3 separate regions of the Homo sapiens genome follow, and all the other regions are linked to region 1. The links are chromatin loops, found by intact Hi-C in ENCODE. Cell type or tissue: GM12878. All regions are shown on one strand. Links, peaks and the distances in the headings refer to the core of each region. The heading gives the core; the rest is flanking DNA. Region 1 holds the start of LOC124906010. Region 2 has its middle 74 kb from the start of MIR4432. Region 3 overlaps BCL11A (BCL11 transcription factor A).

Region 1 (10,445 bases), core at 2,652-7,651:
AACAGCAGTGCTAATTAAACTGATTAAGAAGTCTATTCAAAGTGGTTTTGCTTTGAGGGCTCTGGTTCTGCAGACTATGGAGCAAGGCTGGTGCCATTTCGTGCTGTGGTACTTGCATTTCTGTCCATTTCTGATGCTGGGAGGACCGGTATGGTTTTGTGAGGCATATCTGAGGAATTCACTCTCCAGTATTCTCCATCTGCCGTATGGCTCATTCATTTGTTCAATCAACAAATATTTATTAGGTTCCTGCTATATGCAACCTGCTGAGTTAAGTGCTGGGGAAGGGATGCAAAGAGGTAAAAGGCACAGACATTGTGCATCAGAAATTGCTACCAGTGGAGAATTAAATTAATTAGAATCCTATTAAATAACTGGTTGCAGTTAAGCTGGTACGGTGAGAATAGTGGGCTTTACAAAATGCTGATATAGAATTCACTTTGCATGTGTAGCTAGCAGTCCCAGGCAAAGGGCCTGAGTACTCTGGAATGAATGGGAACGTTATTCTTCATACTTCATCAGTGGTACACACACTTAAAACTTGTTTTTCAAATGGTAGGGATGAGTATACATTGATGTTTCCTCACATATTTGGCCCAGTCCTTCTTGTAAATAACAACACCAATGATTTAGAAAGAGGTTAGTAACAGGAACACAATCTTTGTAAAGATAAGAGACCTGTAACAGGGGATAAGTCCACGTATTTTAACCTTCTGAACTGACCTCTAACTGATTACCTGCCACTAATTCATTCCAAATGGAACAAGACAAAGAAATCTTTACTTCTCCTGTTTGCAGTATTATCTTTCTCAGATCATCAGCATAAGCAAATATTTTCCCCCAGCCTACAGTGTGCAAGAGGCTCTAGGCACGTGGGGAACTATAAATAGGTACAAGATCAAACCCCTGTCCTCAAAGGGATTACAGTTGGTCCTATGGGGGGGCTAAGATTATATGCATAAAAGCACATAACAATAGGAGAGGGTAATATGATTAATCCATTAGTGAGAGATGCCAACTGGAGGAATGCAGAGGAAGATAATTTCTCTGAGGCCCACAGAGATGTTAGGCTTTTAGCCATCAAAGACAGGCTAGAATTTAGATGACAGAGAGAAAAGATGACAGCAAACCAGTTCAAGGCAGTACTGCAGTGTCTGGAGGGCACTGACCAGACCAGTATGGCAGGAAGAGGTTTGTCTATGAAACTAGTGGAACATAAGGTGGGAAACTAATTTGGGGCCATGTTATGGAGAAATTTTGACAATAGGCCAAGGGGCTTGTATTTTATCTTATAGTCAATAACATTTTCTTAAATCTTTTTTTTTTTTTTTTTTTTGAGACTGAGTTTCACTCTTGTTGCCCAAGCTAGAGTGCAATGGCATGATCTTGGCTCACTGCAACCTCCGCCTCCCAGGTTCCAGCAATTCTCCTGCCTCAGCCTCCCGAGTAGCTGGAATTACAGGTGCCCACCACCACGCCTGGCTAATTTTTTGTATTTTTAGTAGAGACAGGGTTTCATCATGTTGGCCAGGCTGGTCTTGAACTCCTGACCTCAGGCGATCCACCCGCCTCAGCCTCCCAAAGTGCTGGGATTACAGGAGTGAGCCATCGCACCTGGCCTTTCTTAAATCTTATAGTCAGTTAATGATTATTCAAAATCATGTCCATAGAAAAGTTTTGGAAGAGTGTAGCAGGGCATGAAATAGATTGAAAGGGAATTCAAAACAAGCCAAGAGACCAGTAGAAGGCCGATCCTGGAAGGCACTGGTTGTTTCATTGAAGGATTCTGCTGTGCATACAGTACTTGGGTTAAACTATGTAGTCATCCTTGACACATTCAAATAGACATTGACCCTGTTGTTTGAAGCTGTATCTAAATTCCCCATTTGTGCTGGTCTAGACCCATCAAAGACTGTAGAAGCTTGAAAAAGTTCTTCCTTATGGGTTGATCCTACACCACACCACACCACAAACAGCCTAAAGATAAAGACCTTGAGGCCCAAACAGGCCAGTTAGTTCCTAGGGATTGACTATTTTTACAACACAAAGGACGACTTCATGTCTCATTAAGCACTTAACACTTTAGTATCATGTCTCAAAGCAAAATGATAAACCTAACAGAAAAAAGAATAGAACGCTACAAGATTTTTGCAGATCAGAGAGGTACAAATACTTCTTTTTTGAGGGGAGATTTAAGAATTTTTTTCTTTTTGTAGACACAGGGTCTTGTTTTGTTGCCAGGCTGGTCTCAAACTCCTGGCTTCAAATGATCCTCCTGCCTTGGCCTCCCCAGGTGCTGGGATTATAGGCGTGAGCCACCACCCAGCTGTGATTTAAGAATTTTTTGATTCTCCTATTTGTAAAAGTTACATTATATTGTTTTTTCTTTGCAATATGCTTGTTGGTACAGGCCCGTGTCCTGTAATAATATTATTTTATTGCCATTTGGCCACAACATTAGATGAATTTCGTAATAAAGGCATGGATTAGAATAAGCAAGCATGTATATACATAACCAAAGAAGCATTCTCTGCACAAAGTAAGGCAGTGCAGGCTGGGGCTTCACTCTCTTGGAGCTTGCATTTCAAAAATAGAGACTTGGTATTTTTGTACTGCAGTCATAAGTCATATCATCTGGTGTCCTTCCCTATCTCTCTCCCCCATGCCTACTATCCTGTTTCTCCTGGAAGCAGGACTAGTCTATGACTGTCCAGTGTCTTAAGTCATAATATTTAGGGCATATAAAGAATTCCTTTTTGGTGCTGGATTGCAAACTCTCTATTTCATCCTAGAGTTTCTCCCAGAGCTCTGTGGTCTCCACTCCTGTGACCTGCCATGGCCACAAGTCTCAGCAATGCCCACCCTGCAACACCCCCACCTCAGGACGGTGGCCTAGGAGCAAGCGTGTAAATAAATGCTAAGGATCAGTCACAAGAGAACGGCCGGGAGGCGTCTGAGGGGTTCAACACACATGGAAGTGTTCCCCTGAGGTGTGAAAACACTCTGCTATTACCAGGACGCCCCATATTTCCCCTCCCACTGAAATATAGTAAAGTGTAATGAAAAAGTGAGGTATAGACCTTGAGTGGGGACAGGGAGGAAAGCAAGGCCTGTGTGAGATGAAGTCTGTGAGCAGGCAAACTTCCTTCACTAGCTAAGCACCCCCTCTTCATGTCAGCACAAGGCTTAATCCGTGCCTCAGCAAAACATAATCACTAAAAGTCATACATACTATACTTGGGTTAGGAAATGCAAGCATGCATTCCAAGGGCCTGTTTGCATAGATTCGTTCTTTTCCATTTTGCCCATGAGTCAGAATCATGGTATATGTATGGGAAGTATGCACATATGCACAGTCACATATAGTTCCTTGTGTATATATCTATTTATAGCACATGCCTATTCATGTGCCACCCGTATACACACATCTATCTAGACATAAAAAAATGCCTCATCTGTAACGACTATGACGATCTCAATGACATTACTGGCCTTGATCTTTGATAGTCATTATCCTCTAGTTTCTGTAGTCTTATCCTCAGAAGCTGTATTCACTCTGGGCTCCCACTCTTCTCCTGGAGTTAAAGGTAAAGGCTAGAAAGCCAGGCCAGCAAAGGTTAGCATATATCCTCTCCTGGCCTAGGGGGTCCTTGTGTCTATAGAACAGATGTGGGGTGGGCTGGAGCCAAGTAAACCTATCCCCTCTCCTACTGGAAATCACATTGAATTCTGACCCAAGGGGCCTCCGTGTTGCAAATGGAAAGGTAATTAAGCTACAAGACTTTGAGCCTTTTGGGGTTGAGAGGGCTTTTCACATCCAGTATATTTTCGAAGAGCAGAGGGTAGAGGTCAGAGAGACGTAGGAGGCCTTGAAGAGAATAGAAACAAGATAATAGGTGCTGGGTGCATTGCCATTAGGGGGCATGGATAAACAGAAAACACATTTAAAAATTAATTTTAGTTTTAAAACACACTGAGAATTCTACCAGCATTCTTGGTGGTGTGACAGAAGCATGGGGTTACCAACTTGCCCAGTGAGTGTGCTGGGAAGACGGATGGGTTGGAGTGCTCCTTCTGCTATTACTGTGATTATTTTTTAAATGATTATCATCGTGGAAAAGTTTCACCTGTGGAGACCTGGAGAGAGACCTCGAAGGACAGGAGCCCTCCGCTGGTAACGACACTTGGTTTTTAACCAACACAGCCAAGGATGGAGCCCAGTATCTAGAGGGAGGTAACCAATCCCCAGGAGCAGCCCCCTGAGGAATGTTGGTCCCATTTCAGCCACTGCCAGCAAGGAGAGTTCTGCTAGCTGTGACTCGGTGTTGATTCAGATGATTCCTCCGGGGTGTATGGCTGCAGTAGAGCTTGGAAAATCTGAAGCAAGTGAGAGGACTTGAGATTTCCATTTAGGAATGTTGACACCTTCCCATGTTCAAAGGACGTGTGTGTGTGTGTGTGTGTGTGTATGGGTGTGCATGTGTGTTGGGCCTGTACAGAGGGTAAGAGTCCATCCTTTCTCCACCACCCAGCTGTGTTAGGCTTGCTGAAGTGGAAGGTGCTGCCCGTACAAGGCTCACCCTCTCCTATCATCTCCCTTCTTTGGAACCAAGCTGACAGAAATCTTTAGCATGGGCACTCTTGGTTGTTTTTTTTTTTTTTTTTTGATGGGCCAAGCTTACAGTTTTCAAAGTGCTATGACAGGATGGTTGCAAAAATAAAAAGCTAGTGAAAGCTTAGTCACAATATTTCTATAGCTGGCAATCAAAAGATCATATTGCATGCAACTGGCAAAATCATCATAGGGAAATTATGCATTTTCCAGAGTACCTTATTCCCTTCTGTGTATTAAACATTACTTTAATATTCTGGTGACAATGTTTTATAATTAATCTAAATGTAAGAGAATGAACACACCAGAGATTATGTCTCAGTGCAAAGAGGTGAAAAAGGCTTCTTCGCAGTGGCAGACTGGATTACAGACTCAACTCCTTTCACTTATGAGCAACCACAGCTATCACTGAGGGCTAATATCCCGCCACATCCTCCAGTGAATGCAAACATTCTGTACACTTTGGGGAGTAAAACCCTTTCACTCATAAGGGTGTTAATGTTAACACAGAAGAAAAGTGTTTTAAAAATTGCATTAGTTCATGGACTTATATTGAACTCATGAGGGGGAATCTAGCCCCAGAGAGATAAAAACTAAAGAGCTCAGCCATAAACCAGTATGATAACATCCTTATTATAAGATGCAAATTGAGGGACCCAATTCACTAAAACACATGTTACTGGTATTTAATTTTGCTTGTGGGAATATATCAGAAGTTGGCCTATGCCTTATGCACAATGTACTTAAAACGAGGGCGAGTAACTTTAGCTATAAAAAACAGTGATAAAGCAGCACAGGGCAAGCCGGGATTGAGAGATAATTGCGAGGCTCTAATTTAAGTGTCAGCGTACACAGCTTTCTTTCCTGGCTTAGGCTGGGAGGCACAGCGCCCGTGTGCTGGAGGCGAGTTGGCTCCGGGTGGGGGAGGCTGGGGTTCCAAACCAGGGCAGGGGAATGGTGGCCCTGCGTGGCTCGTGGACCTCTCTCAGGGACCCCTCTCAGCAGGGGCCGGAAAAGCAGGCCCACACCCAGTGGTCATTGCAGGAACTTCACTTGAGCTGGTCTGCTTGTGAGCCTGTGGTTTGGAGAGGAGAAGACGCACTTCCCCATGAGAAAAAGGTCAGTTCCTCTTTCCCTGGGTGGCACAAACAGCCTTCTGGGTAATTAGTGGCCTTCCTGCCACCCTTGAGTCAGTGAATTCCCTCTCAGGGTGTCACTGAGAGGATGCACTCTGTGTGTCTCCAGGTGGTCATCCCCATGGGCTCCACAGATGAGGACACCGGCCCTCAGCTCTGCCCCCTCTCAGAAGCCTTCCTCACCTGGGGGTTCTGGGTGAAGGGAGCTCCCCGCCAGAGACTCATGTGGGATCGTGTGTGGACCGTAGAGCCACAGAGCGTCATCTGTAAGCCAGGTGAAATGCGCAACCTGCAGCCCCTCCCTCCTCAGACCTATGAGTCACGATCTGCGTTTTAGGGAGGCACATGAACTTGTGAGAAGTGTGCTACCCCTACCCTCTGACCACTGCATGAGCCCCTCTTTCACCATTTAGGGCTTGCAGGGTTTGAAGAATTAAGAGAGGGTCTTCCAAATGCCTCCTTTTTAGGGGGTTAAACCTTTATGATTAGAGGGAAAATTATTGCAAGAAGCATAGGGATGCATCAGAGGTCAATAGGGCGCAAGCATGAAATACCACTAACACTATGTTAGATAACATCAGGGGTCACCTTGATGTTGGCTGCGGAGGAAAGGGATGTCCAGCCCTTGAGGACATGAGATGTTTGCTGAGAGACACATTTACTCTGATGGCGTTGGCTCAAGCCCAAGAGGACGCTATGGACATAAGTGTGGTCTGCCCCTGCCTAACCCTCTCCAGAAATAGGCCACCAGCCACCTCCTGAAGAGTGAAAGTTAGGGACAGCAGGGAGGAGAGGGAAGGGGCCGGAGGACAGGGGTCCCCAGGTCACCTAATGATGAAACTCAGTTAACCTTGAGGCAGACTGGGTGAGCCTGCGGTTATTGCAGGGGCTTCTTAGACTAACTCTGCCCCGCTAAACTGCCAAGGTCTGGATTTCCTTAATAAGATGAAAATCTTTTTATAACACAATTAGGAGAGAAAATGCTTACCCCACAAAGGCTGGGTTGAGGTAACACTTAAGTGTGAATGGGTTAAAGAATAACCAGCCAATCAATCACCAAGTCTCAACAAGGAGTGAAGACACGGAACTCTCCTGGTTTTGCTGGGGTGCACTGAACAAGTGTGGGAAAGACTCAGATAAAACTGATCAGAAGGCTGGGTGCCGAGCGTGCATTTTGAAGTCTCTCCTCTTAGCCAGGAGTCTGGGGGCCTAGCTTACGTCACAGTGAGAAAGGAAGCATCTCAGCAAGGGTTATATTTCAGTCAGGCAGCTGCAAAGACCACAGCTCAACTTTGCATTCTTCAATAAAGCTTTTTGCTTTTTTTGTTTTTAAACCCAGATTATTTCATACAAAGGAGGTTGGCTCTTAGGGCTTTATTAATTGGAGCATTATATTTAAATGTCTTATTTTTCCATCTGATCCTGTCTTACTCTTCGTGGCTTCCCTTGTAGCAAGCATAACCCTCCTCACGTAATTCCTGGGTGATGAGTGAACTCTGCATAGATGCCCAGAGGTAAATGGCCTTTGGAAGGGCCAAGAAGAACTTTGGTGGGATAATTTCCTCTCCTAGGATGGATTTTATTTTCCTTATTGTGTTGTCACTAGAACGGCCACATGCATCCAGGTCTCTGGAGTAACTTACTTTTGTTTTCTTTCCATTTTTAAAAAGCAAAGTGGACATTTTTCTCAAGCGTTTTGAAGTTCAAATTAACATCATCAGATCATCTAAACGCTCTCAGATGGGCAGAAGATTGGGGATGGGTCGGGGGAGTGGGATCACTAATTACCACATTCAAATGTGTGGATTCAAATGCTCCTATTTCTCCTATAGTTTAGATCCAGGCTTTAACTTCAGTTTCCTGTGTGACCTTTGAGAAGCCATCCCTCCAAGTGCTTCCTTTGAAGGGTGAGCCCTGGGTGCCTCTCTCTGAGGGAGGCCCTTGCTCCATCTGGGCTTGACTGTGCCACGGGGGATCAGAAGCAACATACATTCTGTCAGCAGCTGCCGGAAATGCTGGAGCAGCAGTCCTGGAGGCGGGGTGAAGCAGTCCCTGGCTTTTGGAGGAGGCGTGAGAAGAAATTCATGGGGGGCTTTAATTCTTTTCAGATTCCCAACCATTTTCTTCTAGCTGCTACTGCCTGCATTTGTGTAACTTAGTTTGCAACACAGGTGACAAGCTTTCTCTCGTTGGATGCTCATTGCAGCACTGTGGGGCGATGCAGCCAGGCAGGTGCTATTGCCTCCATTTCACTGATTGAGAGACTGAGACTCAGAGCAGCTGGGAGCTCTCCTGAGATAACACAGCTAGTTAGAAGTCAAGCCAGGTCCCCAGGGTAGAGCTTTCAGTAGTGTGTGAGGACAGCATAAAATGAAGTCTGTAGACTGTTTTTTTCTCTGAGAAGTTCAAGTCTTCTGCCTTGCTGCTTCTTCCCTCCAAGACAATAAGTTGGTTCGGTGCCCTCTCCGGTGACAAACTTAGGAAACATCTCTTCAGTATGAGGTAGCAGCCTCCTTTAGCTATTGTCACAGCCAATTCACAGAGGTCTAAGGCCCCCAGCTTAATTGATGGTTAAGGACCAATTCCACCCTATTCCTCCACCTCCATCAAAAAAAGCAGGCAAACACCACTTCATGCCTACTAGAATGGCTATTAAAAACAAACAAACAAAAACAGAAAATAACAAGTGTTAGTTAGAATGTAGAGAAGATGGAGACCGCATGCATTGCTGGTGGGAATGTCAAATGGTGGAATCACTGTGGAAAACAGTTTGGCAGTTTCTCAAAAAGTTGCACACTTACCATACGATCCTGAAATTCCACTCCCAGGTGTATAGCCAAAAGAATGGAAATCAGGGATTTAAGCAGATTTCTATACACTCACGTTCATAGCAGTATTAGTCACAATAAACGCAAAGTAGAAACAACCCAAGCATCCATAAAAAGATGAATGAGGCCCGGCGTGGCCGCTCATGCCTGTAATCCCAAGCACTTCAGGAGGCCGAGGCGGGCAGATCACTTGACACCAGGAGTTCAAGACCAGCCTGGCCAACATGGTGAAACCCCGTCTCTACTAAAAATATAAAAATTAGCCGGGCGTGGCGGTGCATGCCTGTAATTCCAGCTACTCAGGAGGCTGAGGCACGAGAATCACTTAAGCCCGGGAGGCGGAGGTTGCAGTGAGCTGAGATCATACCATTGCACTCCAGCCTGGGTGACAGAGGGAAAATCTGTCTCAGGAAAAAAAAAAAAAAAAAAGAAAAGAAGAGATGAATGGATAAACAAAATGTGAGCTATACACACAGTGGAATAATATTCAGCCATAAAAATAAATGAAATTTTGACATATGCTACAACATGGATGGACCTCACATACATTGTGCTAAATGAGATATGCCAGATATAAAAGGAGCAATATTATATGATTCCACTTCCATGAGGTACCTATACTGGGTAAATTCATAGAGACAGAAAATGGAATAGAGATTACTAAGGGATTAATGAGGGGATGGGGAAGGGGAGCTACTGTTTAACGGGTAGGGAATTTATGCTGGGGATGATGAAAAAGTGTTGGAGGTAGACGGTGGGATGAGGACACAGCATTGTGAACGTACTTAATGCCACTGAAGTGTATACTCACAAATGATTAAAATGGTAAATGGTACATTATATATATATATTAACACAATTAAAACAGACTGTTAAAAGAAAGCAAACAGGCCAGGCGCAGTGACTCATGCCTGTAATCTCAGCACTTTGGGAGGCCAAGGTCACTTGAGGACAGGAGTTCAAGACCAGCCTGGCCAACATGGTGAAACCCTATCTCTACTGAAAATACCAAAATTAACTGGGACGTGGCAGCACATGCCTGTAATCCCAGCTACTTGGGAGGCTGAGGCACGAGAATCGCTTGAACCTGGGAGGCGGAGGTTGCAGTGAGCCGAGATTGCACTACTGCAGTCCAGCCTGGGTGACAAGAGTGAGACTCTGTCTCAAGAAAAAAAAAAAAAAAAAAAAAAGGAAGCAAACAAACCCAAATAGAAAACAACAACCGAACAAACAAAAGCAAAAAAGGAGGCAAAGGAAGAAGAGAGGGCCCAAGGGTAAAGGACAGGGGCTGGTGTGGAAGACACAACAGTACATCATGAAAAGGAACAAGGTGTCTCTGGGAGAGGTCCAGGTGGTGCTCTGCCCAAGGGGTCGCATACCTTAGTGCTGGGAAGAGAGGCATTCTCTGGGGCCTGAGACTCCTGCAGGGAAACTGTCCCAGTATCAGCCAGAGAAGAGATGGCTTTCTTTTACTGCATGGCAGCAGCCCTGGAGCCCCGGGGCAGGATCATATCCCTAGGGTGGGAGAAGTGCCCATTTCCAATTTATTTATGTGTTTTATCCCCAGAGTGGGATAAATGACTATGAAACTGACCTAATATTTATGTCTATTTTAAGGCCGGGGGTTGATATGAGTGCTTTCTTGATGAACTGCGCCCTTAGAGCTATTTACTTTAGTGGAAGGTTTCTTTTGAGGAGGAGATTGGGAAAAGTCATCAAATTCCGTGGTTGCTGCTTCCTCTAATTATATTCTCACTTTTGAATAATTTTTAAGCCTTTCGGAAGTAGAAGAAATAGGGGCTTTTAAAATGATGGGAGCATTCCCAACAAAGGTAAAATGCTCCCTACCTTGGGGCCCAGCTCTTTACT
Region 2 (10,445 bases), core at 2,740-7,739, 130 kb after region 1:
AAGGTCGCTCCTTTCAAGGCAATAGATGAGGAATGAGGAGTCTGGGCCCACAGTGAAATCATCACTAGCTAAACCCAAAGCAGGGATGCTAGCAAGAGAAGTCGACATCTTCCTCCAAAAAGGATTTATTTTTAAGCAATGAGAAGAAGACAAGGCGTGTGTGTCTGTGTGTGTGTGCTACATTCACGTGCCAAGCATGGCATAACTCTGCACGAAGACTACAAGCAACTTGAACTTGGCTTTGGTGACGCCCTGTGTATTTTTCTAATAAACAAAAACACAAAAACAGAATTTCTAAACCCTGGCCCCACCTCCAGAAAGGTCCTCCTCCTCCTTCTCCTCCTCCTTGTCAGACAGTTTCACTTCTGCCATGTTTTTTCATTTCTCCTTTAGGTTCTCGTGCCTTTTTGAATACCTTTGTAGTGAGGAGCCGGCTGCCTCCCCACCTCTTCTCACTTCTGCTGTTTTGTGATCTTGCCGTTTTAATGAGAGCACAGTCAATAACTATGGAGAGGTGCTGACGACATTACAAAGGAACTCGCCCTTAACAAGTCAACTGTAGACGAGGTGCCAACGGGATGGACAAGAGGATTAAAGTATTTATGCCAAAATATCAGAAGCACACGCAGAATTAGCTCCCTTCGTGTTAGATATTTTACTTTTGGCAAGTCCGTATTTAAAAATCTTTTATCCTTGTTTTGCTTAAAGTATTACAATAAGCCCTGGATTTTTCACAGTTACACTTGTATATTTTCACAGCTGTTTTAATCAGAAAAAATTAATGTGCTTTTGATAGCTCAGAAATCTATCACTGGCAAAAGCTTTGCAAAGATGTGCTATGGAGCAGAGTGGAATCCTCAACATCATACATTTTACTGGCTATTTGAAATTCATAGAATTTCCCCTAAATATTTTCTTTTGCAATTCTTGCCTAAATTAATCTAACAGCTCGGGCTGACATCTTTGATAATCTCTTTTGTTATGAATGCAGGGATTGTTATTGTTAACGTTCTTTGGTAACCCAATGTGAACTGTCTGTTACTGGAGGAAAATACAATTGCTATTTTTGGGTGTATTGGAAGCATTTACTAAAATAAAATATATGCCATAATGGATAGGCAGGACTGGTACTCTCGTTGGTGGCTTTATAGTTACTGGCTTAACCAAGGTGCTCCCCTGGATTTTCACCAGCAGCTCATAAAAGAACTTGACTTTTGCTTTTCAAGGTCTGAGACTCATACAGATCCATGGACACTGCATCTCGGGCATGGTGACAGCACATGGCCTTGGACCCAAATGCTGGGTACACATCATTCACTGGGCAAGAGAGGGAACTAGGAGTAAAGTTCCTGGCAGCATGTCAACAACACCAACACCAAAAATAATTAAAAAAACAAAGCAATACAAAAACAACTTGCAACAAGGGAAGGGAAAGATGGGAAAGGAACAAAAGAGATGAACAAAAGTCTCCATTTGCCCAGGTTTGCCTGGCAAAGAAGAGGCTGGTTTCAAGGGGAGGGGGAATCAGTGGATTAATGTGAACTTTAATACCGAAGCAGTGTGTGTTTATTGCTGGTGACCACAAGACATAAATCTTGCAAGCACAATATACAATGCGATGCAGCCCCCAGTTTTTTTTTTCCATCTCCAGTCTCAATTTGTGTGTAAGTGTGTGTTAAGTGCTGGTGAAAAATAGTGACCTTTAATAAAGGATTGTATCCTGTGACTATTTTCCCAGACACACAGTGACCTTTCAAACCAGACTGAGGTGAGGGGGTGTGGAGTTTGGACTTTGAACCGGCCAGACCCCGCTGCGCTCCTCTGTTAGCCTGGCCACTTTTTATTGTGTCACCAGGGAGCATTCTGTATGCAAAGCAGGCTGGGCTGGCAGCCTGAACCTTTGCAAATCAATTTGTCTGTGAAGGCGAGTCCACTGGAGTGAAAGATGGTCTAACAGGGCACACTGCCTCCTCTCTTTGTGACATCATCGCCTGTGGTACTCTTGTCAGTCATGTCTGCCCAAAGGACAGTTGGAAAGGGGGGCCATGCTGGGGAGGGGGTGAAAGGGTGGGAGGGGTTAATCCTCATGACCAACTGTGGCCTGAGAGACAAGGGGCATTCTTCTTAAGAGGACAAAGCTGGGGGGTGGATGATCTGCCTGGCTGGGAGGGTGTTGGGGGAGGGCACCATTCACTTTCAATATTGTTGCCTGGCTGTAGAAGCCAACCCTACTGTTTTTTCTCTCTTCTGGGTCTAGGTATTGTTACAGGAAGGGATCACTATCTCTTTTGGACCAAGAGAGTGTCAGGTCCTAAGGAAATGTTGAAGGTCATAGTAGCAAGAAGGTTCACACCTGCCAACGGAGCTGGCACCCATGAACTCTAACTTTTGACTATTTACCATTAAAGACCTTGAGCTACAATCCCATCTCATAGCAAACCTTTTCATAAGGGTTAATATTATTATTGATTTCCTTAAGTCTTTCCAACATCCACGACTGTGCATTAATCAGTAGCTAAAAAGACCAGAAAAGACAGAAAAATTTAACTACTTTGTTCCCTAATTCAAATTTCTTCAAGAAGTCCTTCTAAAGATATGGAACTCCTGCATTTTTCATAAAACAGTGGTTAGATCAATTTCCGTGTAAGCAATGAATCATCTTTATACTTCACAAAAGATGGGGAGCAAAGTTTGACTTACCAAAGAAAGGCTGACTGATTAGTCTCTGGGTGAACAGTCTGGTGGGAAGACCACAGATTCCTGACCCCTGCACAGGTTTAACATGAAGCCCTCCAAGGAACCTTTCAGAACTGCAGCAATGACTTACGGTGGCTTCAGAGTGGGGTGAGCTTGAGTTCTAATCCTTGCTCTATCACTTATCAGATTATGAGAACTTCGGCAAGTTACCGACCTCTTTAAGCCTTGGTTTCCTCATCTATGAAATGGGGATAAGGCATATTTACCGTATGGGGTTTTTGTGAGAATGAAGAGTTCAGATGCTTGCACTGCTTGGCAGAGTGCTGGCATGTAGTTACCTTCCATAAGCGGCAGCCCTGGTAATAATATCATAAGTGATGATTATTGAGGTTGGGTACTAAACAGGATGTTGTTGTCTACAGATAGATGAAGGATAATTCAGGTTTTAAATAGCTTTATCATCCATGAAGCACTTGTTTCAACTTAAAGATCCTGGACGTTTGAGGAGAAGTTGTGTTTTATTTTGCAAATTGTCATATTGGATTTAAGATGATTGACATGTGCATCATATATATGTAGCATCATATATATGTATACACACATAGAAATATATATTTGTGCTATGCACACATCATTTTTTTCCTGACTACCAAGCTATTTTCAGTTATAACCCCCAAGCATAGGATACTAAAATTTATTTGTGTATCATGTCCTTTCTACATGAGATCACAGGATGATTTGCAGAGAGTCAGTGGCAAGCTGACAGGGAGAAAATGTTTTTGGGAGCAGGATTTGAAAGGGAAGTTACTGTGAGGCGAGGCTAGCCATCCATTTGTAAAGAGCACAGACGTGATTGGCATGGGCTGACGACTGAAAGAAAAATTCCCAAAACAGTTTGATTTTTAAGTTGAGTTTGAAGTTGAGTTTCACCATGAAAATTGTGAAAAGGAATGGGTTGAGTGTATCTCATTTTGAGGGAAACAATCTTACTGACCTTTTTATTTGGGAACTCACAACTAAGGGAACAGTAATGGGGGATTTGGGAAGTAATGTGAGCAAAGGTAGGAATTTCAGAGAGACCCGAGGCAACATGGAGTATTCTAGGTGAGGAAAAGGAAATATTAGAGGCAGAAAGATAAGAATGAGGTCACATATCAGATATTGGAATCAAAGTTAGGATGCTAGAATTCCTTTAATGATAGCAACAAAAAACAAGAAACAAACAAAAAACAAACAAACAAAAAAACCCAAACAGATAATACAGAAACAACCACAAAAACAGTTCTTTTAACCACAAGTTAGTGGTGTAGAATGAAGCCTTGAAATAGCAAGCTAAAAAAAAAAAAAAAAAGGTTATATCGAGCATCCCTTAAGAAACACAGAAGACTTTGAGACTAAAAGTAGATATAATTCTTAGCATGGAGGTAATGAATGACACATTCCAGAAAATGAAGAAAGGATGATAGACAAAGACATGCAGGTCCAGTCAGATCTTGTTTACGTGTTTCTTGGATTCAGTTATCCAAGATGTCAAATCTGGACCATAAGTGAGATGGTTCCAAAGCCTTACCCAATACAAGCAGCACCTGAGGTGGGCATCTTTCTGGTCCCTTGGTTCAGCTCATCTTGCAAAGGGTTCCTTTGCACTCCCTAAGTAAGAGATGAATTGAGGCCAGGTTGAGAAACAGGAAAAGGGAGAGAAACTTCTTGGAATTGCATGAGCAGAAACCATTCTTAGAAAGGCTGGCTGTCCTAATACAGTTAAGTGTGTAGGCATAATGCTCCCAGTGTTCCCAGAGGCTGAGTTGGAAGAAGCCACGTGGGAAATTGGAAATAGCGTGGCTCCTTTGTCCTTGCTATATTCTGCTCTGTTTTTCTTAGATGTTGGAAAACTCTCCTTGAATCCTGTCCTTCCACTGCTTATGAAAGCAGGGGATTACATTACCTCAGACCTCTTCTACAGTGAGAGAAGGTTGATTACAGTTATCAACTGGAATTGTGGAGAAAAATGAGAAAAGATTAGGCATCTATAACAAGAAAAAGGCAGAGCATGAGTCTGTAGGGCAGGGCAGCTGCTAGCCAGGTGGAAGTGAAAGTCTAGGTGCAAGTGGTCTGGGAGGTGGAGGCTGACCCTGCTGGTAGAAGCTCAAACCTGCATTAGGGAAAGGAAACTCGGACACTGTTTTCTCCTCTCTGTCCACAAATGAGGAATAATAGAGCCATTTTCTGTTCTTATTCTGGGGATAGGGTGTGTCCCAAGAGAGGTCACATTCTAAGACCCTGTCCAGTTTGAACTGAGGCATGACCATCTTGATCAGTCGTAGGAGATTTCTATGAGGAAGTGAGATGGGAAAGGGTAGGGCCTCTTATCCTAATATACTCAAATTGGTAACATTAATTATCCATCAGATAAGAAATCAGGGCCTCGCCTGGCATCTCTGACAGCAGTAGGATGGGAGCTCTCTGGAGGTTTCCAGCTGCCTCGATGGCGGCTGGCTGTGGGTGATTCCTGGACCAGGTGCTGGGAGCATTCTACAAGATCACCTAGGGTAGTGCCTGATGAGAATGAGGTGTTGGTAAAATGGAGCTGTCTCATTGTGCTTCGACACTTAATTGTACACTGTCTCTTCAATGACAAAGTGAAGCCTTGAGGGTAGGCCCCATATCTGCACATTAAAATTCCTCAGGATCTCTTACTAAACTGGCATGCAGTAGCCAGAAATGTAGCCGGTGAAACTTTGTTGTTTAGCTATTTAAGTGGTGAGGGAAGGAGAAGAGGTCCCAGAAAAAAATCTCCCAGCCATTGGGAAGGGAGGTGTTCGTGGTGGTGGGGAGAGGACTTGTGGGTGGTTAAGCTTATTACCCTGATTAACTTGGTTAGCTTGTTACCCTGATTAACTTTATCCAAGTGTTTCATATGCTTAGAGCTTATCTGATCTCCACATGGGCCATGAAAGCTACTGGGGCTGGGAACTCCTGCCCATTACCAATTAGAACTGGGGTTATGACTAAAAACAAAAGAGCTTTACTTTGTGTAGCACTCCACCATTTTCATTTTCATTTTCTTTTCTTTTCTTTTCTTTTTCTTTTTTTTTTTTTTGAGATGGAGTTTCACTCTTGTTGCCCAGGCTGGAGTGCAATGGTGTGATCTTGGCTCACTGCAACCTCTGCTTCCTGGGTTTAAGCGATTCTCCTGTCTCAGCCTCCTGAGTAGCTGGGATTACAGGCAAGGGCTACCACGCCTGGGTAATTTTTGTATTTTTAATAGGGATGGGGTTTCATCATGTTGGTCGGGCTGGTCTTGAACTCCTGACCTCAGGTGATCCACTGGCCTCAGCCTCCCAAAGTGCTGGGATTACAGGCATGAGCCACTGCACCTGGCCCACCATTTTTATTTTCTTACTTTCTTTTAAAATAGTTTTTAAATTAAGGTATGACTAACATACAAAAAAGCTATAAATATTTAATGTACACAGTTATCCCTCGGTATCCTTGGGGGATTGGTTCCAGGACCACTACAGAGACCAAAATCTGGGGATGCCCAAGTCCCCTATATAAAACAATGTGGTATTTGCATATCACCTATTCACATCCTCCTGCATACTTTAAATCATCTCTAGATTACATATAATACCTATTACAATGTAAATGCTATGTAAATAGATATAAATATAGCATATTTTTAAATTTGTATTTTAAAATTGCTGTATTGTTATTTTTTATTGCTTTTTTTCCCAAAAATTTTTGGCAGGTGGTTGGATGAATCTGAGGATGTGGAACCCGTGGATATGGAGGGCTGACTCAATGCCTTGATGAGCTTGAAGATAAGTATATACCCCCGAAACCACCACCACAAACAATGCCATAAACTTAACCACTGCCTCTAAAAGTTTCCTCTCTCCTTTTTTCTACAATAAGGATATTTAACATAAGATCTACCCTCTTAACAAATGTTTAAGTGTATAATATAGTATTGTTAACTATATGCACTGTGTCGTACAGTAGCTCTCTAGGATTTACTCATCTTGCATAACTGAAACCATGTATCTTTTGATCAACACTTCTCCAGTTCCCCCTCCTCCCAGCCCCTAGTAAGACTATTTTAGATTCCTCATATAAGTGAGCACTTCACTGTTTTCAAACTGCATTTGTAAAGTTGATCTCCAGGTAGAGTTGCAAGATAAAGTACAGGACACTCAACTACATTTGCATTTCAGATAAACAACAAATAATTTTTAAATATTGCATGGTTCATACCTAGACCAAAAAATTTTGTTGTTTATCTGAATCTCAAACGTAGTTGGGCATCCGGTATTTTTTGTTGTTGTTGTTGTTATTGTTGTTAAATCTGGCAATATTATCTCCAGGCAGAAGACTAGAATTGTGGTTAAAGCACAAACACTGCTAACATAGAAGTGGTTAGTACTTCAAGCTCTGCAGCTTATTAACTTGGTGTCTTTGGGGAAGATTTCTTTTCTTTTGAGTTGGAGTCTTGCTCTTATTGCCCAGGCTATAGTGCAATGGCGTGATCTTAGCTCACTGCAACCTCTGCCTCCAGGGTTCAAGTGATTCTCTTGCCTCAGCCTCCAGAGTAGCTGAGATTACAGGTGCCTGCCACCACGCCCGAGTGATTTTTGTATTTTTAGTAGAGATGGGGTTTCAACATGTTGGCCAGGCTGGTCTCAAACTCCTCACCTCAAGTGATCCACCCGCCTTGGCCTCCCAAAGTGCTGGGATTATAGGTGTGAGCCACTGAGCCCAGGCTTCTTCTTCTTCTTTTTTTTTTTCCCTTGCAACCATAATTTTCTTGTGTGTCTATCACGCATTGTGTGCCAGGCTGTGCTGTGAGAACTTCATGAGATAATGCACATACAGGCTCAACACATAGTGCTTGCTAAGAAAGGTATCGTTATTCTCTCATTCAAGCCTAGCACAAAAGACATGTGAGGAAGACACTGAGTCTTCATTTTAGAGAGGAGGAAACTGAGGCTCAAGGTTGTGAAGAATCCTGGTGAGGCTGATTTGAACCTGGATTCCAGAATCCTGCTCTTTTCTCCTTAGGCGGCTGGTGGGAAATTGCCAGGTGATTTCCAGGCCAGGGCCTTGCATTGTAGACTGCCAGTTCAGATGTCTTAGATGGGACTCAGAAGGTGGGATTGAAAGGGGCAGTGGTGCAAACCCAGTGGAAATGGTTGCTAAACACAAAAGACAAGTAGGCGGTGTCTTCTTGGGCCAAACTCCCCAGTAAGCTGCTATCAGTAGCATTTGCTCAGGAGTGAAACACACACAAAGTCTGTTCCTGAGAACTGCTAAGCAAGTGAACTTCCCCTTCCCTTGGGTCAGCACTTTCCCTCTCAGGGAGGCCTGGAGCCCTTGGGAGCCTCTTGCTTCTGTGATCCCTCTCCAGCCCCATGGAGGAGGGATGCTGGCTTGAGTTCCCCATGTGGGGGTGGCAGCTGGCCTTCGCCACGGCTCCCACCTAATGAAAACATTGCAAGATGGACAAAGCATAAAGCAAAGCAGAGACACTGATGTGTGGGCAGGTGTGGGCAAAAAAAAAAAAATAAAAAATAAAGTTCCAGCACGCAAAGTTGAATTGCTGACACATGGGGTATCTTAATAGTGTGGGAAAAGGGGATTATGAGATCAAAGGCCATGATAAGAGGGAGATTATTTAATCACAACTCTGCCACAAAGAGGGACAGTCATATAGGAAGAGCAGGCACTTACACATGCCCATTTCTTTGATTTCAAAGTGTGAAACACTCCACCAGATTCCACACAACCTGCTCCCACTCCTGACTCCCCAACCCTCCCGCCCCTGCTGCCTCCCACCACTGCCTGCTTTTGCTGGTAGAATGCAAGACCTCTAGTGCACACCAAATTTGCTTCCCTGGGATTTTATTTCCAACTCATATTTTTATTTTTTCATAGCTAAGTGTTTTTCTCTGGCTTTTGAACATCCTGGCTTTTGCTTGAAGTCTCAGCCCATGTTCTTTATTTGGTGGTAACATTAGGAGTCAATTTGGAGGTTTTAAACAAATTATTATTATTTCATTTTTTAAGAAAAGGAAACCGGTTTGCCAGCATTATTGCTAATTCTTAAAATTCAAAGCAGTTTGTTAGAGACTGTTCTTTGGTCTTGGAGATGGAGCCGAGTTTGGTTTATAGCCCGTTGTCTTCACACCCATCTTGGTGACTAATACTGTAAGATGGATTTCCTTTTTTTTTTTTCCTTCCTTGAAGTGGGTTTCAAATTCCCAAAGAATTTCTGGGAGGGGAAAAAATCCTTTAATTGAAAGCAAGAGAAAACAAAACAATAAAAACATAAGAGAGCGACAGAAATATCATGTTTAATGAAACCAAGTTCCATCCCTGCAGATGGAGGCACAGAATGACCTAAAGATAGAAAAACAAGTTTCTTTTATGTGCCTTTTAAAGCTCGGTTTTATTTTGAGGGTTGCCTGTGTGACTGACCAGAGCCTCACCGAGCCCTTTAGAGAGCAGGCAAGAGGAGTCCAGCCGCCCTCCACCTCCTTCGAGTCTCCCAGGCATAATGCACACTCAGACACTTTCCTCCTGGGGCCTCAGTTTCTTCTTTGTAAATGGGCAGATTCTTGTCTACCTCCATGAGTTTTTGTAGGATTCTTGGAGATGAGTTAAGGAAAGTTCTTGGCACAATGTCTGGCCCTTTTGAAATGATGCTGGCTATTCTTGTGGCCTGATCTTCCCCACCTGTGAGGCTCTGTGTGCAGGCAGACCATAATCTTCCATCGAGTAGGGCTGGGCTTTGCACACCTGAGAGGCCTCCTGGGCCCTGATGATACCCGTGGACTGAACAAGTAACCAAGAATAACAGAATCATTCAGGCAGGTTTCTTAAAATAAACTAAGAAAGAAACCCTGAACATCCTTTTTAAACAAATTAGGCAAAACACAGAAAAATAAAACAAATTTTTAAAACTCCACAAATCTGTAATTAACTCTATTTCATTAGTAATTAATGACTTGAAAGTTTTCCTATTCTGCTGTCAATTCTTGCATCTCTTTGAAAACCTTTCTGTCTTTTCCACCTTCTATCTATGGAATTACTCTCCCAGAAGGTTGAGAGGACTTGGGTATGTTTTGAGGCTAGAAATGGATTTGACCCTTATCCATTAGAAAAGGGGCCGGGTACAGTGGCTCATGCCTGTAATCCCAGCACTTCAGGAGGCTGAAGCAGGCGGATCACCTGCCATCAGGGGTTTGAGACCAGCCTGGCCGACATGGCGAAACTCCATCTCTACTAAAAATACTAAAATTAGCTGGTCTTGGTGGCAGGTGCCTGTAATCCCAGCTACGCGGGAGGCTGAGGCAGGAGAATTGCTTGAATCCAGGAGGCAGAGGTTGCAGTGAGCTGAGATCACGCCACTGCACTCCAGCCTGGGTGACAAGAGTGAAACTCCATCTCAAAAAAAAAAAAAAAAAAAAAAAAAAACACACACAAGAAGAAGAAGAAGAAGAAGAAGAAGAAGAAGAAGAAGAAAAGGGCACTGAGGCTCTAATAATTGCGTATGGCCTATGAAATTCCTAAATAGCAGGGGCACCATTTATTCTGGAATCTTCTTTGCTAGAGAATAACAGAGGATTGTGTATCACTAATCCACCTTTACTATTCTTCACATACACTGCTCCTGCCCACCCTAGAACAATTTTAAGCACTTGGCTGGAGTCTCTGACTTTTCCTATTACTCCTAACCTGCAGTTTTC
Region 3 (10,445 bases), core at 2,851-7,850, 76 kb before region 1:
ATCCCTTGTCTTTTTCAGTGCATGAGGCAGAGTCAGATGTGGCGTTTGCTTGAGTTTCAGCACAGGTGCCTCTGTGCCTCGTGGTGAGGGTCAGGAAGAAGCAGCTGGGACGTGCTCACGTGGCTGGTAGTGTTATGAAGACAAGGCTTTGGGACCTTTCTTTGGCCATTTGAGCCCTGGCTATTAGAGAAAGATGATTTGCCTGAGAGGAGATTGACCACACTCTCAGAAAGAAGGGGACAAAGAACACGTCAAGGGTTAAGCAGCCTTCCCTTTAAGGGAGGACTGGGGCACAAGATGGAAGATGAAAGGGAGCAGAGTGGCAATTGCAGAGCTGGAAAGGGGAATTTTGTTCTTCTAGATAGCAAAAGCCAGGACTGTCGCTGTGTGACTTGAAAGCTAGGTCACTGGTGGGCTTCGTGCAGCCCGTCACAGGGGAGCCATGGTGGGCCTCGTCTCTGCCGTATCTGCTGCCTGGAAGCTGAGACTGGCCTAACCACATCACACCATTCCCAGACCCAGGCCCAGGCCCAGGCCCGGGTCCCTCTGGTTTTACAAAATGTCCGCTCTCTCTCGCTTCACACAGAGGCTATTATTAGCAAGTGTCACTCAGTTATCTGAGAGTGGCGCTTTTAGCTGCCATCTAAGTGCCTGATACTTGGGTTTACAGCAGATTAAATTAAATTTTAGGCTGGTTTGGCTTCACTGGCAGTAGACAATGGAAGGCAGCTGTTGTAGAAATGTAACCTGGCACCCTCAAGGATTTGTGTGAGTGTGTGTGTGTGTGTGTGTGTGAGTGTGTGTGTGTGTGTGTGTGTGTGTGTGTGTGCTGACCACTAGGCTACACTTCCTTTTCCTTTCCTCTCCATTTCATCCCTTTCCAAAAAGTGTTTAGACAAATAGTTTCCCAGACTTGGTTTTATCATGCTGGGTTGACAAAGGTTGTGTACAGAGCTGGAATAATTTTTTCTTCTTTCTACTGTTGGCACATCAATATCTTTTTTTCTGCAAAGAAGGGGCTAAGCTTGCACGAAAACACCGGTGGGAACCCACTGGAGAAGGGCATGGGTGGTTTTTGGTTCGGTTGGTGGCTGATCTGATGGGTGGTATAGGCAGAATGTCTGGCTGCCCCTTCAGATTCCTGTAGATTCCGTAGGCGACCAACATGGGGTGGGGGTGGGGGACTGTCTGCTCTTTTTGATGCAAATATCTTCACTCTCCTTGGTGCTTCTGTGGTTGTGCCTATGAATTTAGGACCTTATGCCTCATAGTGTTGAGTCAGAGCAAAACAGTTTACATCAAAGGCCACTTATTTAATTTTCCTCAGAAAACTCTGTGAGGATAATTTCTCCTTCTTATAAACGGAATGCGAATGTGTACACAAATGTGTACATTATCCCACCGAAGGGTGATGCTCTTTACTTTTATAATCTAGATTTTAAAAAATTTGGTGGCACTTGATTTCAGGTCCTCAGACTCCAGAATTTATACTCACTGATTAGTAATGCATTATGCAAATAATTCAGTTTACATATCCAAATACTGTTTTGCATCATTCACACCTCATGTCTTGAAAAAAAAAGTGAAATGTTTCCTCAAAATAAACAAAACCTGCAGAAGAGTTTATTGTAAGGGTGAAAATTAAAGAGGAACCCATTTGCCTGGGAACTTTTGAGGAAAATTTTAATACTCCTGCATAAATAATTTTGCAATTATTTTTGATTCCTACCTAATCAATATACCTTGCCACGCAAGGTATATTCTATTATCTTTGGCTTTCTGAATTTTTCAATTTTCAGAAAAAGAAGCCATAATACTATATCATACACACATTTGTGCATAAATACACAGGCATAAATGAAAATTTAGGCCGAATTATTTGAAGAGGATACAATAATTGCTTGCCAGTGACATGATTCTCCTGCCAGAGAGAGGGGAGAATAACTAGGTGCAAACTTTTAACACTCCAAGTCTAGAGAGAATTATCCAAGCATAGCCATGAATTCCTGAGTTATGGATTGGCAAATGACAATGCCTATGAAAACGATCTCTTTGTCTTCACTGAGTTTTCTTTGTCATTGGAGTAATTTAGGAGAATACAGGATGTGACTGGGAGCCCTTTCTGAATAAGCACAGTCCCATGCCCACGTGAATTCCTAAACCAGTGGCTCCCAGCTGCATGTGTCAGAACAGAACTGGCCTCAGAAATCTACAAGATTCCAGTGGTTCCAGCCTCACTTTCTCCAGTGGTCAACTTACTGCTGTTGCAAAGCACGTCAGATTTCAGGAGCGATTTCTCTTGTAAGGAAAGAAGGCAGGCAGGCAGGCAGGCAGGCAGGCAGGCAGGCAGGCAGGCAAGTGAGGACCTTATTTTTTCTCTGCAGCATGAGTGCAGTCACCTTTTTCCTACGATGTTCCACACCCATCTCTCCTTACAGGTTATAGACACATTTTTGGCACTGCATAAAGTAAGCGTTCCAACATGTTTTTAATCTTTAACTTTCACATCATTAAAAAGCTGATGTACTGACTTTCAGCTGCCTGGAGATAGTTCAGGGCCCAGCACCTGACAGGTGTAATGTTCTGTGTTTTATGTCTCTCAATATGGAGGTTATAGAATCAAAAAGACCGCAAAATGCCTTAAAGGTGTTGATACCCATAGACAGAGCATGCATAGTCCTCAGGTTCCCTTTCTTGCCCCGCTTTCACACCTATTTCTTTTTTTGTAGCGCCTGTATTTGAAAGGGGTTCCTGGTGTACTTGGGAGAAAAGAAGCTTCTTGGTTTGGTAGTACCTACCAGAGACTCCCTGTTTCCTGCTGGTATCAGGATTGAAAAATCCCACTTCTGTCCATTTTCTCTCAAGAGTTGAGAGATGTGTGCCATCGCTCTTTAAAAGAAGGAACTCTCCTTTTGCTGTGGATTGTAGGGAGCAGATTTGGTGCTTACTGTGGCTTCAGGACCCACCTTGAATGACAGAATGTCAGTAACAAGCAGCCCCAGGAAATACGGCTGGTGGTGAACGACTGCCTCTTGATCTTTGCCCATCGAGCAACACCATGTGGATGGTGTCCATCCAGCTTGACCTGAACTTGAACAGTAATTGATGAGTCCTTAAAATCCACGCCCGGCCCCCAGGAATGCCTTGGGGCACCCCATCCCACGTTCTGATTCTGGATGGACTTTTAAGTGAACTCTGATGATGAGTAGGCTCTTAAAACTCTTTCTCAACGTTCTCTGCTGGGTTTGTGTGTCACCTCCCATGCCCTCTCTGGTGTGTGGTGATTCTCAGATCTAGAGCAATGCTTCCTGCCTTGTCCCCCCATGCCTTTGCGTGTGGGAAGCTAAAATTCACATGTGCGATGCCCTCCCATGTGCCATTTTTACCTGGTCCCTTCTGCTCACTCTTTATTCATATTTAAATGCAGGTGAGTTGGAATGTCATCTTACAGGCATAATCCTGAATCTGCTCTATCGCAGACATTTTAAAACTAAATTAAATGTTAGTACTAAGTAGTAGCCAAATTCTCTGAGTCTGCTTCATGACAGGCTGTAACACACTGGTATGGAACGGTAGGTCTAATCCTGTGACTCCTTTATCTATGATGTTTTATGTATTATGAGAGCTCAGCAGATGTTGACAGAGGGAATGAGACAAGATGATTTTAGGTCTAGGTTTGATAGATAAAAAACTGGGCCAAATTTTATATTTTCTTTGAAAAGATAGCTAAATCTCAGCAATTATTTTATTTTATTTATTAAGCTTTTTGTAGAGACAGGGTTTTGCTATGTTGCCCAGGCTGGTCTTGAACTCCTAGCTTCAAGCAATCTTCCCTCTGTGGCCTTCCAAATTTCTGAGATTATAGGCATAAGCAAATGCCTCTGGCCTTCAAGTAATTAATTTAAAGTCTTTTAAAAATTTTCTCTCCTCCCCTAAAATTGGGTTTTAGAGTAAGGTTCTTGTTCCTCTAGTCGACAAGAGTTTCTGAGGAATCATAGAAGAAAGCACAGCTCTTTGAGCATAGATAGTTTCCTTCGTGGAAAGCCAAAGTGAATACTTATTGAGCATCTTCTATGTAGACATAGACTTGTGAAGTCATATCATTAACCCTGTCATTTTACAGATGAGAAAGGTTGAGGCTAAGAGGGGAGTGAGTGCCAGAGTCTACTTGCTAGGCAGTGGTAGACTTGGCCCAGAGCCTGGGGCTTCCCACTTTCATTCCTGGCTGACTGTACCAATCGCACATGGCCTCTCCATGGCCAGCAGGAGCCAGAGGTGGCCCGCATGTGCTTTGCAGAGGAACTTGCACCCACGCTTTTATCGGTGATGGCTGGAATGCTTTTCTTAACTGGAGCTTTGTTGAAGAGCCTGGTGCTTTTGTGGCAGTGCTAACCTGGGGAGCCCATGGTAAAACCCAAGCAACAAAACCACCACCCAATCACCTGTGCTGTTGCAGAGAATGGTCCTTTGCCCTTTCTTCTTGCCTTGTTCCTTTCCCTGTTTTCTCTGCCCTTTTTCGGGGCTGGTCTTCCTACCACCTTTCCTGCTAGGGCTCCCAAAGTGTGGCCCTTCTGGGGTTTACATGGTGTGCCCAGGGAATAGCTTGGCTTTTTTATTCAGATAACTGGAGATAATGGAGTAGATGGAGTTGGGGTGGTGAAGGAACGTGTACCCTCTCAGGGGCAGATGGCCCTCCAGAATTGGCCAGCCCAACCTCTTCCTCACCACCCTAGTTCTATTTTTAAAGACACCTCTCAATCGCAGGAAATCCTTCCTTTTGTCTACCTTCGATCCCTTATGCTTCATTTTAAACCCATTTCCTCTTCATTCCAGAGACGACAAAGTATCTCATCACCAGCTTTGGGCTGAAATGCTTCATATTTTACATTCTTCATTCCATTCTCCGCCACTTCTTCTTCCTAAATAATCTCTTTCCTGAACCTGAACTCATGGATCTATTATCTTGTAACCCATTTATTGTTTCTATGCCTCTCTTTAGAATCTGCTGGTTTTCCAGCTCTTTTACTCAAACATTAGTCTGATAACTACAGAGTCCAATGGCAAGATATCTTAGTGTTTTCCACATTCTTTAGTCTTATGTCTGCACTCTTATGTCCTGCTTGCTTTTTTAAAAACCAGTGCTTCATTGATGACTCATGCTCAGCTTGGTGTCCACTAGGAATGCTAGATCTTTGTCAGCCATCTTTGAGGGCAGTTAAACTTTCACTCCCAGTTGTCCTGATGCCACATTTCTCCCATCCCAGGTGCCCCTCTCTGTCCTTGTCCATATTGAGCTTAGCTCTCCACTCCTGACACGAGTTCCCTGACTTCCTCTCCACTTCCCCGGATGACGGTGAGTTACGATCTTGTCTCCTAAGGTGCCCCCTCCCTCTTGGCTCCTCTCCCAGTGACGACTTCATGGAGGCTGAGAAATATAGTGAGTGGCCTTTCTTGCCTCACTTACTGCTCGGTAAGTTAGCTCAGGGGGAGAGCTGTTCATAACTTTGCACTGACATCTGGAGAACAAAGGTTTTGGAAGAGCGGAGCCCAGATTCCCTGTGAGCCAGCAGAGCCAAGTCTTTTTTGAGTTTCCAGCAAAACCTGTGTTTTAATAATAGGAGTGGGTCATTGTGTTTAATAGTACAACAAAACCTAAGTGCACATAATAAGCACATCTTTTCTGTGTGCTGGGGTGAGGAGAGGTGACAGTGAGTGTGTAGGATGATATGAAAAGCATTACAGACATGGGAAAGCATCTTAGAGCACCCAAAGCTGGCATGAGTCATCACAGGCTTATGGCCACAAGGCTAGATTTTCAATCCCTGCTTCCCTTTTTCATAACCCAGTTCAATGAAGACATAATTGAAGTGGTGAGAAGAGGGGCCACCGCCCTTCAGACTCCAGGGTATTTGTATTCCAGGACCCCTCCGTGGGTGTTGGCCCAGCGGTGCCCAGAGAATATTCCCTTATTGGATCTTTCTCGAATTGACTTGTTCACTTCCTGTTCAGCGCAGCCTGGTGGTGACTCGGTAATCCCCACAGTAAGACCTCACAGTGGGTTGAGTGGCCTGGGAGCTCAAGTCAGGGGCAGAAATGGGGAAGCTGGAAAGTTGGGTGATCAAGAGTCATTTGGAAGCCCCCATGTCTGTGTCAGTCCACTCACATCTCTGTCCGCCACCCACCACCACTTTCTCCCTGCCTGAAAGCACTGGGCTGTGTTTCAGAGAGGTAGCTGGGTCCCACAGATATTTATGGAGGGCTTGTTTCTGTATCTCCTTCTAGTGGGCTGGACCTCCCCAGGCCATTTTTCTAGGTAACTAGGAAGGCCTGACTCTGTCAGCAACTTGGCTTTCTTTGGAGGAGGTGTCACTCTGGGATTAGTTAAAAGGGGATCAGTGGTATTCACATTGGCTCGTGGGTGTATTTTCTCCTCCTCAAATTATAACCTTTTGGAGGGCAGGAGTCATGTTTTATTTTTTGTGCCTTCTTGGTGCCTAACATAATGCTGGTTCATATGTAGTATTTAATCTGTACTTTGCTCACGCTGCTTGATTGAACAGAGAAAGACCGGGCTTTGAATGGATCCCCAGCTCCCTGTCCAGGGAAGGTGTGAGGCTGGGCAAGTTTATTTCCCCCTTCCTCCCTGGGGAGAAAGTGAAAAAGTGAAAGTGCTGGGGTTGGGATAGCTGGTGGTGTCTTTGTGGCTTTCACCCCATGGTCAAGCAGTGAACTCTGCTTGCAGATTCTGTCTCGCTCACCTGGAAGCCAGTGTTGGGGAAGGAGCACGTGGGGGAGGATCCTTAGGTCTGGGCAACACTTTGGAGTTAGGGGGTCCCCTGGAGGTGTGGGAAGCTGGTAGTGGCATTCTGGAAACAAGCTAGAGCCTGTCTCACCAGAGGGAGAACGGCTGAGTTCGGAAGGGACTGGGGCCTGCTTTCCTTTGGGTGGCTTTGACTGGCTCTTGGATGAGTTTAAAAGGTGATTCTCTCTCTCTCTCTGTCTCTCTTTTCTTTTTTTTTTTTTCTTTTTTCTGTTTTAGTGTATGTGTATGCAAGACCTTTGATATTTGAGTAGGGAAATCCTCTCTTATCAATGGAATTCACAGCCTCTTATGGTGCCTTACCCTTTCATTGTGTTGTAAAGACAGTCAGACCAACTAGATTTATTTGCACAACTCTGATTTTTTTCCTAAGAAACTCCCCCACCCAATTTAATTTTTTTTTTTTTTTGAGATGGAGTCTCGCTCTGTCGCCCAGGCTGGAGTGCAGTGCTACGATCTCGGCTCATTGCAGCCTCCGCCTCCCAGGTTCAAGTGATTCTCCTGCCTCAGCCTCCCAAGTAGCTGGGATTATAGGTGCATGCCATCACACCTGGCTGATTTTTTTTTTTTTTTTTTTTTTTAAGTAGAGATGGGGTTTCACCATGTTGGCTAGGCTGGTCTTGAACTCCTGACCTCAGGTGACCCACACGCCTCGGCCTCCCAAAATGCTGAGATTACAGGTGTGAGCCACCGCACCTGGCTATTTAATTCTATTTTCAGATGGCTTGTTCTCCAAGTCTTGGGACTGCCCAGAAATGGGTTGCCTGGTAGGGCTCATGGCTCAGCACTGCGATCCCACCAGTGGCCGGGGTGTTCCTTAGCCTTCTAGTTCAGTTGTGGCCCTTCTGGGCTTCCTTTGCTACCAGTTTCCACCACATGGCTGGAGGTAGCCCAGCCTGGAAGCCTCTCAGAGCTCCAGCCTGGAAGCCTCTCAGAGAGTGCTTGGAGCACTGCTAGCTGCACGTGCTCTCAGGAAAGTCCACAAGGAGATGGCTGGTGTGGCTCAGAGTCCTTGTGTGCTGCCTCAGCCCATGCCAGGCCACCTGTGGCTGTCTGCCCTCAAGTCTGTCCTTCTCTGAGGATTTAGGACTGTGAACCTAGAGAATTCAAAGTAGTGGAACTAGAATCCAGGTCTCGACTCAATCCAGGGAGTTTTGCTCACCACAAGCCAGGAACAGCTTCTCTTCATGGAGGTGCCTGTCTGGAAGGCAGAGAATCTCTGGCTTGTTGAGAAGAGAGAGTCTGCCCTTCAGACTGCAAGGTGTTCACTGCATAGGACCCTTCGTAGGTGCTGACCCAGCTGTGCCCAGTGCTAGAGCTAGGACTCAGTTCTATTTTCCCAGAGAGTGGTGTGATGGGAGGCTATTTCTTTTTCTTTTTTCAGTCCTGATCAGGGATGAGTCCGTGCTGTTGGGTTTATTCATTTACTTTAGCGTGTGAGTGGGGAGATGGATTAGGCAGCAGGCCCTTGGAAGGGTGGGAAGATTCAGAAGAGAGAGGGCAGGACTGGGAAGATCCAGACAGGACATGAAGATTTGCTCCACAAAGAGAGAAGCAGCAGGAGTTCTGGCTAGAGGCTAACCCAACACCCACACCTGCCAAAGGGGTTCCCATGGGGTGGCTGGCTTGAGGGGATCTGGGCGCTGGTTTCTGCTGTGGACAGCCTCAAGTGGGGCGTGGAGGCAGCATCTCCAGAAGCACCCGGCAGATGGCTCCTGAGGGAGCAGGGACTCCTTCTAGTGCCACTCCTGGGACTAAATTCCTTGTCCCCTCCTTGTCTCATATTTAGCATCTTGGAGCCGTGTCAGCTGCAGAGACTGGAGTCCGGGGCATGATGGGGATGTACCTGAAACCTAGTGAGAGTCATCCTGACTCTGGGGAAGAGCCGCTCAAAGATGAGAAAGATAAAGTAATTTGCCACCCCCAACCCCTCACAGGCTAGACTATCCATGGATTTCAGTGGGGTGGTGAGTCCTCATGATCCCTGAACCTCTCCTCAAATGGTGACTGTTCTGGGGGTCCTTTCTCTGCCTTTCTCAGGGGGTAACCAGAGGTGGTGGTGTGGTCCACTGTGACTCGTCAGCTGTTGCTCTGTGTGTTCATTTTTGAGAAAATGTTAATCTCTGAGACGTCTAAGAGGTGAAACTCCTTTCTCTGTGTCTCCTCCAAATGGATGCCATGTGGGTGGGCAAAGTGGTTGGGTTTATTCATTTACTTTAGGTGTGTATTGTAGTAAAACCTGCTTGTTCTCCTATCCGTCATCAGAGGTGACTCATACTTGAGACACTAAAAGAGAATAAACTGTCTTCATAAGGCTGTGAACGTCGCCAGATTATGAACCAACTTCAAGTAACGTAGGGATGCCTTGATAATTATATTATTGAAACCATCTCCAATTAGATATGCAAAATGGAGTTGCTGGGGGCTTCAGTTTTCTTTAGACCAAATAATTTAGAGCTGAGAGGAGAGGCAGATACCATCTAGTCTCACTTTTTACAATTTAGCATTGGATTTGTTGAGCATGTACTCTCTGCAGAGCATTGTGATAGGTTCTGGGTTGGGAGGGGAGCCGGGAAGGCAAGCATCCTCTCTCAAAGCTGCCTTTCTCATTTGAGAGGCGAGTGTGTGTGGCACAGGGGCAGGTAGAAGGAGACAGATCCTTTATACCTGAGAGCAAGATGTGCAGCCAGGAAAGCTCAAGGACACAGGCCAAGGGAGGTGAAGTGACTTGCCCAGGCCACCCAGTTACCTAGCACAGCTCAGCCACAAGCCCAAATGAATGATTCTGAGTTCCACATCAGCGCATCGGGCAGCCACCATGAGCAGTTCCACAGTGACAGGTGGGGCTCTAGGTGGCTTCCTTTAAAACATCTGAGGAAAGCAGGCTTCCTCTCTGACTGCTCTCCAGGGGTGGTGAGCACAGGGGTTCATCTGCAGCTCCCCAGCTCCAGTGCTCCTTAGCCTTCCAAGTTGTTTGAATTAAGTTGCAAGCCCAGGTGGCTGCACACATATTCATTTTGGAGTGACTGTGACACTTGTATTTCCTGGGAAGCGTTACTATGTCTTTGGCCGAGCAAGTATTACGCCATGAGCTGGTTCCCTTTCTTTTGCCTTTGAACACCTACATTGCTGGGAGGATACCTTAGTGAGAGTGCCTGGGCCACTGGGCGTAGCAGAGGAAGCACCTCATCATTTTACTGATTTATTTGAAAGAAAAAAGCTCCCTCCAACCCTTGCCTTCATAGAAACAGAGTGTTGAAAGCTTGGAGAAGAATTAATGACTCCCCTGCCCCTTAGTGTCTTACATGACTAGCTGCTTCTTTGCCTACTGCATTTTCAACTTATTTCAACTTATTTTCTGTGGCTTGGAAAATACGTTGACTGAGTGATGATTGTTTTCATGAAATGGTGCAACATGTAAAGCAATGGTTGTCATTAATAGTGCAGTTATGTAGAGTGTAGCTCTTTGAGTCTTCAGTTTTGAATCAGATTAGCGCTCTGTTAACTTAAAATAGCCCCAAAAAAGAAGAAGGAAAAAAAAAGAACTGTCAGAAATCAGAGGGAAATATTAGCATTATGAAACATGGTAACAAGTGGCCATTAGCACTTTATGTCTGCATGAATA

What was found. Peaks named below come from ENCODE experiments on the same cell type or tissue, not always from the same donor. Only the 100,000 strongest peaks of a DNase experiment are listed, where the experiment ranks them.
Region 2: a loop joins it to region 1, with 2.4 times the contacts of the local background. A loop is called at or near these places in 2 of 110 quality-filtered maps.
Region 3: a loop joins it to region 1, with 5 times the contacts of the local background. A loop is called at or near these places in 4 of 110 quality-filtered maps.

Annotation. Positions count from the first base shown.
Region 1 is chr2:60,434,850-60,445,294 of GRCh38, reverse strand. It overlaps LOC124906010, which reads left to right and starts at 5,476. Exons shown (of 4, transcript XR_007086331.1): 1 at 5,476-5,731. RefSeq lists enhancers at 5,363-5,452, 5,703-5,762. In GM12878, for the core only: a CTCF peak has its summit at 5,650; DNase peaks (open chromatin) are centred at 5,000 and 5,724; H3K4me3 peaks cover 570 bases; H3K27ac peaks cover 1,986 bases.
Region 2 is chr2:60,308,022-60,318,466 of GRCh38, reverse strand. No RefSeq gene overlaps it. Among named protein-coding and RNA genes, the nearest start is that of MIR4432, 74 kb to the left of the region's middle. RefSeq lists enhancers at 341-400, 2,261-2,310, 7,181-7,250. In GM12878, for the core only: no CTCF peak of the experiment used is centred there; DNase peaks (open chromatin) are centred at 5,676 and 6,794; H3K4me3 peaks cover 706 bases; H3K27ac peaks cover 1,647 bases.
Region 3 is chr2:60,511,452-60,521,896 of GRCh38, reverse strand. All of the region lies in intron 2 of BCL11A (BCL11 transcription factor A), which reads left to right. Among named protein-coding and RNA genes, the nearest start is that of BCL11A, 37 kb to the left of the region's middle. RefSeq lists enhancers at 5,980-6,099, 6,210-6,339, 8,596-8,705. In GM12878, for the core only: no CTCF peak of the experiment used is centred there; a DNase peak (open chromatin) is centred at 5,806; H3K4me3 peaks cover 1,440 bases; H3K27ac peaks cover 3,132 bases.